Regions from separate parts of the Homo sapiens genome. Here region 1 is linked to region 2. Evidence: read pairs that join two places in POLR2A ChIA-PET (ENCODE). Cell type or tissue: B cell. All regions are shown on one strand. Each heading gives the region's core, and the rest is flanking DNA. Links, peaks and the distances in the headings are about the cores only.

What was found. ChIA-PET counts read pairs that join two places held together with the same protein. Peaks named below come from ENCODE experiments on the same cell type or tissue, not always from the same donor. Only the 100,000 strongest peaks of a DNase experiment are listed, where the experiment ranks them.
Region 1: POLR2A ChIA-PET joins it to region 2 with 5 read pairs; 2 of 35 experiments call an interaction of 5 or more read pairs at or near these places.

The regions. Positions count from the first base shown.
Region 1 is chr14:95,727,505-95,732,886 of GRCh38, forward strand. All of the region lies in intron 2 of LOC107984703 (a long non-coding RNA gene), which reads left to right. Among named protein-coding and RNA genes, the nearest start is that of TCL1A, 16 kb to the left of the region's middle. RefSeq lists enhancers at 2,176-2,325, 2,386-2,465. In B cell, for the core only: no CTCF peak of the experiment used is centred there; a DNase peak (open chromatin) is centred at 2,067; H3K4me3 peaks cover 319 bases; H3K27ac peaks cover 2,121 bases.
Region 2 is chr14:95,542,214-95,547,566 of GRCh38, forward strand. It overlaps GLRX5 (glutaredoxin 5), which reads left to right. Exons shown (of 2, transcript NM_016417.3): 2 at 1,734-2,501. The coding sequence ends at 1,912. Among named protein-coding and RNA genes, the nearest start is that of GLRX5, 9.8 kb to the left of the region's middle. RefSeq lists a cis regulatory region at 3,606-3,896. In B cell, for the core only: no CTCF peak of the experiment used is centred there; no DNase peak of the experiment used is centred there.

The sequences.
Region 1 (5,382 bases), core at 58-5,057, 190 kb after region 2:
AGGTGGGTGAGGCCACAGCGTGGTGCACTGAACAGGTGAATAAATATAGCCCTGCATAAATTACTCAGCAACGAAGTGGAGCTGGGGAAGATTAACCAGGATTACACTGTATTTATAAACATGGGTTTTAAGCTCATTGTTATTAAGAAATATAACTGAGAGGGTATCATGGAAGATTCACTAACTTTGGCAAAGTGGAACAAAAATAGTAACAGTATTTATTTTTTTTGTATCACTAATAAATGAGAGTATTACATATAAGTCAGAGATTGCAGCTTGAAGTTCAAAGCTAGGCATCAGAGTCCTGTAATTGTATGCAAAATTTTCTTTATATGTAAATACATGACTTCTTTTTCTAGGGAGAGGGTCTAAGACTCTAAAAGTTAAGAACTACTGATCGTGTGGTTTATATTCATGATAACTGAAGTTTTTCTCCATTTATGACAACTTAAAAATATCATTGGCAGTAGGGGGTGGGGCAGAGAATTCTCCCTCTAGAGGACAACATCACATCTATCCTTGAGTTCATAAAGGTAGTAGACTAAATATAAATAAATCTTCTTTTCTGGGCTCTATCATGTCAAGTTATCGCACCATGTAATGATTTGGAAATGTTCACAAGGAGCCTGAATGCATCCCCTGATCAGGCTGCTCACCCCTTAAGAGTTAAAGTCCGTGCTCCCCCGACTCCTGTATTTCTTAGCTCCATTTGCCTTGCAAGGTGCTCATCTACTTTCTCTTCTCTTCCTGTTAGCATCACTTTCTGATAGTGTCTGTGCATCTTCATTCTCCTAATCTGTTGTCTAATTTTACATGATCTTATCTGAGTGAGAGGCTAGGGATGGCAAAGCCTGGACAACACCCATTTTTCCTAAAGCTTAGTGACCTCACTAAAATCTTTTTCATTTCCTAGTTTCTGTTTGAGCCAAAAAGCTGACCACTGGATTAGTCTGGGCATTGCTATATTGTGTTAAAATTGAGCAGAACAGTTGTGGCAATAACCTCTGGAGATTAGAATATATTGCTTGAAAATCAAGCCAAAGAGTTGCTGTTTTTTTTCCTCATTTTAATTTCCAACCCTCTATTGCCTGCTTTATCTCTTCTCAGGCTTCTGAGTGCCGCTGGAGAAGGTCATAGCATCTTTCTGATCTTATACATTCATCATGTCTAATCCCAGCTCAGCCCACTCAGCAGTCTTGATGATTTATTTCATTACTCACATTGAAGATTTCAGACTTATGCTTTTCTAACTCCCTGTTGGAATGTAAGCTCTATAAGGGCAAAGCTTTTGTTTTGTTTCATTGAATCCTACACAGCCAGGAGAGAGCCTGTCACACAGGAGATGCTTAAGAAATACTTGAATGAATGAATTGCTGTCCAGAAAGAAACCTTATATTGGGAAATGGCAGAAGCTCATTGGGCCACCCAGAGTGGGGCGGAGGGTAGCACAAGGAGCCACTAAACTCTACCTTAAATTCTTCCCTAATAACATTGGTGAATTGGATTTCCTGAGATTAAGAACTTCTTTTCATTAAAGAAAGTAAAATTCCACAGAGGAGGAGAAAATATTTGCAACGTACAGAACTGACAAAGTGCTCAGATCCAGAATATGTAAAAAAAAACTCTAACAAAGTAGCAGAAGACTCACTTCCCAGATTCCCCACCTCCTCATATTGTTATATTGGTGATTAGGTTTTAACAATATGAATTTTGAGAAGACAAGCAGTCAGACCATAACACCTATTAAAAGATGCCGCATTCCCCTTGCTGAGATAGTAGAATGGTAATCAATAAATACTGAGGGAACTCAGAGACTCGCACCGGCAGGAGAACAGGGTGATAGTGGGGAGAAGGCCAGCAAGAAAACGTGAGCAAAGGAATCTGTGTCACAAATAAGTTCAAGGGAAGGTACTATGCCTGGATGTGCACATAGGCCAGATTTATGCTTCTTTCCACCCAAACATCTCAGTGTAGCAAAGAGTAACAGAGCATCATTGCCGCCAGCATACCCCACCTCCAGCCACAGGGTGGTTTTCTCCTCTCAGAATAGAAAGAATGTACGATCAGGTTTTACACTGAGTCATTCCATTCCCAGGGGCATGCAGGATATGGAGGCCTTCCTCTTACCTCAACTGCAAGAGGCCTTCCTCTTTTACTAATCCTCCTCAGCACAGACCCTTTACAGGTGTCGGGCTGGGGGATGGTCAGGTCTTTCCCTTCCCACGAGGCCATATCTCAGGCTGTCTCAGTTGGGAGAAACCTTGGACAGTACCCGGCTTTCCTGGGCAGAGGTCCCTGCAGCTTTCCGCTGTGCATTGTGCCCCTGGTTAGTCGAGACTGGAGAATGGCGATGACTTTTACCAAGCATACTACTTGTAAACATATTGTTAACAAGGCACATCCTGCACAGCCCTAGATCCCTTAAACCTTGATTCCATATAACACATGTTTCTGTGAGCACAGGGCTGGGGCTAAAGTTACAGATTAACAGCATCTCAAGGCAAGACAATTGTTCAGGGTACAGATAAAAATGGAATTTCTTATGTCTTCCTTTTCTACATAGACACAATAACAGTGTGATCTCTCTTTACCCTACAGTCTGTAAGAGAAAGTGCTTCTCACCAAAATCAGCCAGGAGCCCCTTTCAGGTTTTATCTAAAGAAAACCTGTCTTTAACCGCCAGCCACATTTCCTGTTTCTTTCTTCTTTCTTTAACTCTTACACTTTCTTCTTTCGCTTATTAAACTTTTGCTCCAACCTCACCCTTGGTGTTCTCGCTCCTTGCTTTTCTTGGTTGTGAAACAAAGAACTTGGAGTCATGCCTTGGGCAATGAGATTGCTTCACCTGGATGGATGTGATGACTCGGTATTGTAAAGATGTCAGTTTTCCCCCAAAGTGGTCGACAAATTCAGTGTGATTTCAATCACAATAAAAACTTGACATATTCTAAATTTTTATGGAAGAATAGAGTTCTTCTAGCAGCAAAGTTAGAGCAAAGAGGGTGTTCCTTATGCATTTAAAAATATTCTAATAGCTATAATGATAAAATGAGGCATGATTTTTCCAACAACAGACAAATAAATCAAACGAATAGAGGAGTGAACCCAGTATTTATGAAGATTACATGTAAGATCAAGGTATCATCTAATGAGGAAAGCATGAGCCTTTTAATAAATAGTATTTTGGAAACTGCCTTACTATATGGAGAAAGCTAGGTTCCTATCCTTCACAGTGTTTTAAAAACAAAACAAAACCCCAAAACAAAAACTCTAAATGGATTAAAGAGGCACACATGAGAGGCAAAACAATATATATGTTTGTGACTCAGGAGTGCAGAAGAATCTCCTTAACAAACCCTCAAATTAGAAAGCATACAGGACACTGGGCACGGTGGCTCATGCCTGTAATCCCAGCACTTTGGGAGGCTGATGCGGGCAGATCACCTGAGGTCAGGAGTTTGAGACCAGCTTGCTCAACATGGCGAAATCCCGTCTCTACTAAAAATACAAAAAAAAAAAAAAAAAAAAAAAAATTGCCGGGCATGGTGGCGGGTGCCTGTAATCCCAGCTACTTGAGAGGCTGAGGCAGGAGAATCACTTGAACCCGGGAGGCGGAGGTTGCAGTGAGCCGAGATGGTGCCACTGCACTCCTGCCTGGGGGACAAGTGTGAAACTCCATCTCAAAAAAAAAAAAAAAAAAAGAAAGATACAAGAAAAAAAAAGAAAGCATACAGGAAAAAAAAAATGGGAAGAAAACGATCAGCAAAAATGACAGGCAGGTACCAGGACAGGGAAATGTATTTGCAGTATCTAAAACCTATGAGGAATTAACATCTAGAGCATTCCAAGAGCTTTTTTATATCAGCAATATAAAGACAAAAAGTCTAAAGGAAATCGCAAAGTCTATACAGAAAATTCAGATGGAGAAACCCCATTGCTTGAAAAGAGGTGTTTAATCATAACACTAGTCAAAGAAATGCAAATTAAAGCAACATAATACCAAATCACACCCATCACATTGAAAAACAATAGGAAGTCATCTAATACTGAATTCTGGGGAGTCTGCAAAGAAGAAAAACCTGCAGGCATAGGTGGTAGGAGGGTAACGGATACAGCCTTTCTGGAGATCCATCTGGCAGGATTCTGAGATTAAGTATGTGTACCTCCTTTGACCCAGCAATCCCACTCAAAGATGTAATCCCCCAGAGTAATAGTTGCTATAAGGGTGTTCAATTTAGTATAATTTAGCCCCAATATCTAGATTATTGCCTGAAGGATAAAAGCACTCAACAGATGTTTGTGAATCAGGAAATGAATGAATGTCACAAAGAGAGCAGAAAGTAAGCAATCTGCACCTGTAGGCATGGATAAGTAAAATGTGGTATATCCCTATGAGGGAAGAGGATACTACAGTAGTTACAAGGAGCAAACTGTATTTATGTGGAGCCACCTGGATAGACTGCAAAAGCACCTGTCAAAGGAAGCAAGTGAAAAACGGAATCAGATTTGTTGAAAAAATCCCATTCATGTAATTTTTAAAACCACACCCCTCAAATTATTTTTTAAAAAGTTATACATCCAAACAAATATTAGAAGGGAAATTGGGAGGACGCATAAGCACTAGATTGGATGCTCCATAACATCGACAGAATAATGGAGAGAAATAATGAGATACCAAAGGGGCATCTTGCCTGAAACTGTTACCAGAAAGGGGTCCCAATCTGGACCCCAAGAGAGGGTTCTTGGATCTCACGCAAGAAAGAATTCAGGGTGAGTCCATACTGTAAGGTGAAAACAACTTTATTAAGAAAGTAAAAGAATAAAAGATGGCTATTCCATAGGCAGAGCAGCAGCTTGGGCTGCTGGACTAAGGATATATATTTCTTGATTATATGCTAAACAAGGGGTGGGCAATTCTTGGAAATGAGTGTTCCTCCCCCTTTTAGACCATATAGGGTGACTTCCTGATGTTGCCATGCCATTTGCAAACTGTCATGGCACTGGTGGGAGTGTCTTTTAGCATGCTAATACATTATAATTAGTACATAATGAACAAATAAGACAATCAAAGGTCACTTTCATCACCATCTTGGTTTTGGTGGGTTGGGGCTGGCTTCTTTATCACAACCTGTTTTATCAGCCAGGTCTTTATGACCTATATCTTATGCCAACCTCCTATCTCATCCTGTGACTAAGAATGCATAACCTCCTGAGAATGCAGCCCAGTAGGTCTCAGCCTTATTTTACCCAGCCCCTATTCAAGATGGAGTCTCTCTTGTTCAAATGCCTCTGACAAAAATGTGCTAATGTTCCAGGAAGTGACCATGAGGAACTCAGTTCTGTGCACCTGAGCTCCTAAAAACCACCCACCTCCCAAAATTT
Region 2 (5,353 bases), core at 1-5,000:
ACCATGATGAACAACTTGAATTCATCAGGGTATTCTACTATGTCTAGATATTTGGCATTATAAAGACATTTTGATGATTAATGGAATTTACCCTTTATTGGCAGCTGCCAAAGAGCTAGCTGTTGTTTCTTTACTAGCACCCAGAGTGGCTGAGAGGTGTCCTTTTGGAGGCCTAGAGCAATGTAACCCTTTCTTAATATGTGAAGTCTGGAGAAGGAAGATAAAGCCCTTGGTTCAGGGGCTTTCTTTAGGGCTGTCATTTAGAGCAAAGTCAGTTTTTTTAATAAGGCAATAACTTTTAAGAAAAAAATAAATAGTATATTGGGACTTGTGATATAACTGAAATCAGTAATTTTATTTGGAAAATGTTTGATAATAAATTATAGGGTATCAAGAGCAAGTTTTTGTATTTTTAGTTTGTTTACATAAAAATCGATTTGTGTAAACTGTACTGGACTTGAACAATCTGTTGACTTTTCCGTTTTGTTTATCCATATGCTCATTTTGGCCATTTAAAAATATCTATCTATGTAAATATAAAAGTGTCACATAAGTGTTAGTTATTATATGCCATGCTTTGACCATCTTCGTTTTTAACATGACCAATACAGGCTTTTTAATGGCCGACTATGTTTTTGAAAGCACAGTCATCTCAACATACAAGTAGAAAAGGAAGTAGACTGATGAAGAGGAATGTTAAGAGTAATCTTTTATGTCTTAAGATTGAAGCCACATTTCTTTCTTACCATTTTGTTACAGTCATCATCCTTGTGGCTCAGAATTGAACAGAGTAGTTGCACAGCTGCGCTGTCACAGAGTGTCCCTCATCTCATGTGTGTCCTCAGAGCCATTTGCACACAGGACTGATCACATGCATGCTGGTTGGTTTCTTGGCTGCTGTGAGCGCTTAAGAGCAGAGCGGGTCTCACTCCCCCACCCCTCAGCCCTGGACAGGGACCTTGCTGAGCTCTGGGCCTTCATTAGACTCACCAGTCACTTCGGGTTCTGCACAGAGCCTCATCATCCACTCCACAGAGAGCCCATCACAGTGGCTGGATAGATGGGAACTGACAACCCATAGCTGTGGGACAGGGATTTTTCCCTGGGTAAAAGTAATTGTTAAAAATTAAAAAAAAAAAAAACTCAACAACTCATCATCTCGAGGAGAAGTGACTGACGGCCTGCACCAACTTAGACAGTCACAGTCATGAAAAGTGCACAGGTGGGATTGCCCGAGTTGGCCATGAATTACCGTGATGGATCCATTTGGAAATGAAGTTGGTTGTGACATTTCTTCAAGTTTTGTTTCGCTTGAAGCTTGACTGGTAGATGGAGAATTTTGGCCTTATGTATCTTATGTGACTTGCATTACCCAGTCCAGTCCTCTGCCATTAATCTAAGGTCCGCAATGTATCAGGTATTTTACTGAGAATCTTGCTTACCTAATTCTCACAAAAAAAAAAACCTTGGGAGATGAGGGTGGAAACAGGATGAGAGGTCAGGTGACTTGTCTGAGGGCTGACGGTTTGTAATTGGAAGAGTCAGGGCCTAACCACTGGTCTCTTTGACACAAAAACTCATGCTCTTAGTGGCAAGCACAGTGTTCTCAAGATTGGGGGAAGCCAGGGAGGGACAGTGGGTTGTCTGCTACTAGTGGGTCAAAATTACATATTTAGTCATGAATGGTTCAGCTTTTACCATTTAAATAACAAATAAATGTTCTTTCTCCATAGGCATTAAAGACTATTCCAACTGGCCCACCATCCCGCAAGTGTACCTCAATGGCGAGTTTGTAGGGGGCTGTGACATTCTTCTGCAGATGCACCAGAATGGGGACTTGGTGGAAGAACTGAAAAAGCTGGGGATCCACTCCGCCCTTTTAGATGAAAAGAAAGACCAAGACTCCAAGTGAGGGCGGCCAAGTCCTCGCTGAGCAGAGAGGGAGCCGTTCATGTCAGAGACTCACTGCCAGAAAAGCCTTACCCATTTTGGTTTTCACTATTGAGACCGCAACTGCTTGCACTGATCATTTTGGTTCGTGAGCAGTTGGTGATTTTAGTTGGTCTGGTGTTCGGGCTAAGAATATTTTATTGTGGACTTAATTACAACCACTGCACTGTAATGATTCAATGCTGTATTATGATATTGCTGTAAACAAAATTCATTCTTATATTGTCACTTATTCTTTGCCTGATTCAGAAGTTAAATAGGAGCTTTGGAATCATTATTCATGACCCCTCTGCAAATGTGTCAGTCTCCAAAGAGAGTATCTCCCCCCAAATTTTGTGTAGCTTCTTTTGTTATGGAAAATGGTGAACAAAAAAAGAAACTGTGATAACTGGGGCGTTGTTTTTTAAAATAAACTCCAGCACAGGGATGCTGTGCATGCCTGAGTTGATTCCGAAGTGCATATGTCTGTAAGGATTTGGAGTGCCTGCAGTGTTTTATGTGTGGGAAGTAAGGGTGAGTCTCATATTCTTCTATTAAATTTGCCACAAGAATTGCCGTCGAGCCCTGGTCTACTTTCTGGGGGAAGCAGCTGTTTGGATGGTGAGTCAACTGTGCAGCTGGAGGCGTGGGTGGGCTGGAGGGAGCAGAGGTGGGTGAGGCCGGAGGAGGCGGCCCCACCTGCCTATCTCTGGAGCCCTGTGCTTGGCACACTGCTACAGTTAGATAGGGAGACATCGTCAACAGTCCACCGAGCTAGGGGATTTAATGAGTATTTTACTTCTTAAAAAGTGGGGACTTTCTAAAAGAGGACATAATTTGGAATTGTGGCAGAGATTCTCCCAGTGTCTGGTGTCTTTATAAGACCTTTCCATGAGTTCTGCATCCCGAGACTGGGGCCTGGTAGAGCCTGGGGCTGTGCAGAGGCCCATGGGAAGGAAGCCCGCCTGGTGTGGCATGGAGGCTTTGTTCATCTCCAGGGACTTAAAGAGAGCGCTTGTCTAGAAACATATCTTTACGGTGGCAGAGGTGGGAAGAAGGATGCATTTTCTCATAATAAGGGCAAAAAGGACAGAACGGCTCTTTTCCCCAGAGCTATTCTAGAGGCTTGTTCTTCGTTGCTTATTTAATCTCCTTGAGTTCCTCTCGAGAATACTCTAAAAACAGACTTCCTCCATGAGGTCAGGCTAGAACTGATGGAGTTGCCCCTGCTCCCCTTCCCCAGAGGTTTTGGAAGGGGAAGGAAAGCTGTAGCCCCACGCCCCCACCCTGGGGACTGCCCCATCAGATTAGAGCACTGCTCCTCAGCAGTCACCCACCTCACCGTGTTAGAGAAAAGAAAAATAGATTATTCTCAGAAAAAGGTTATTACATTAATTGTCTGCTACATCCCATGATACCTTTATGTCTTCTGTAAGCTAAGGGACCTTAGGATCTAAGAGGAGGTTAAAACACATCCATTTGAGCCATTTGGTTTAGAAATGAGGGAAGCAGGAGCACTAGAAGGATCTACCTTGCCCTGTAGACAGAGTCACCATGAATAAGTCACTTCATACTGCCTCTGGATGGATACAGGCCGTGGACCAGAGGCCGGGTCTGCAAAATTGTCCCTTGCCATCACATCTAGTGAGGAGTGTGATACGTTTTCACAATTTTGCTTCTTTTGGCTTTTCCTTGAATCTGCCTGTGTGCCCTTAGGTTTCATCTGAAAAGCGAAATGATGAGAAACTTATTGATGGGAAGCATCAATGTAAGAAACCTCTCTAGAATATGATTGGAGCTAGGAAAAGGCTGCCAAGTGAATAATTTGACTCATGCTTATGAGTCATAGTGAGATCATATCAAAGTCACTAGGGAACTTATAAGTTGAAGGAATCACTGGGCTCTACGAGGAATGTAAGTCTTCTTTCTCAGAGTTAATTAATAATTTTTTTCTATATGCCTAACAAATCTCTACCAAGTAGAAAATTGAAGATGCTATCTAGTGTAAGTCTGAATAATTTTGATGGTCTGCATAATTAGAATTCACTGTGAGAATTAGAGCAGAGACACAGAGGTTCCTTGTGCAAACAGCAGTATCACGCACCTATTTAAAATGCAAGGACTGCTTCTCGGGTTTAAATGCACCTATTTAAAATACATTAGGCCTGTATTAGTGTGATTATATTGGATATTTGTCATAGCTTCAGGGTCTGTGTGATTAGACCCTTAGAAATCAAGTTATTTTAGAAGATTAAACATTTTATGATTTCAGGTAGTTTTTATTTTTTTCATGGATTGGTAGTTACATAAATGGCATTCTGCTTCATTAAGCTATGAGTTTTAGAGATATCTTAGGACAGAAGATAACTTTTAAGTTGGGTTTCGTTTTGTTGGCAGTGTTTAATTCACTTGTGTAGAATCTGGGAACCGAAGCTTTCCTTTAACTTTTCAAGCCATAGCAGCCAGCTTAAGAGAGAATTCTTGTTACATTTGTTAGGTTTACTTAGATATTTTGACATAAATTATATTTTGAGAAATCAGGTCCCTTGTTTGTGACAGGAGGGACTGTGCTAAGGGTAGAGGAATGACTTGTGTCGGCAAGGTTTCATTGGTGCAGATTGATTGATTGATTGATTGATTGATTGATTGAAAAAGGGTCTTGCTCTGTTGCCCATGCTGGCGTGCAGTGGCCTGATTATGGCTCACTGCAGCCTTGACCTCCTGGGCTTAAGCAATCCTTCCCACTCAGCCTCCTGAATAGCTGAGACTTCAGATGTGCACCACAACACCTGGCTAATTTTTTTATTTTTTAGAGACAGGGTCTCTGTGTTGCCCAAGCTGGTCTTGAACTCCTGGCTCAAGCGATCCTCCCACTCTGGCCTCCCAAAGTGTTAAGATTACAGGCATGAGCCACTGCGCCCAGCAGAAACAAATTTAAATGTGAGGTGAGAAAGCTTTCATGTGGGTTCCTGAGAGCCACCGACAGGAAAAGATATATATTAGGGGATGGCCACACAAAACACTGATTGTTTTAAAAATTTAACATTCCACTTAAGAATTGTTTAGTAAATCTAAAAAGCAGCTTTAAATTGTGCCTAAGAACCATATAATAGCTACTATGAAGCAGAGCAGAGGAATGGTGAAGAGAAAAGCCATTTTAAGGTCCAGGGGCTTACAGAGACGCATGGGGTGACCAGGTGGACTCTTGTAAAGCCACATTCCTGTCTTATTTCCTGAGAGTAGCATCACTTTAGGTCTGAAAGCTATGTGGGCATTTTGCGTGAGGGGAGCATTGTTTTCTTGGCGGTTGCCCTGGGAGCCCAGTGCAGGTGAGCTGAGGGCAGAGTCTCCCTTAGGGCAGAGATGCCACTGAAGGTGCACCTCACCTCAAAGATCCCTATCCTGGATTCAGTCAGAATAGCCA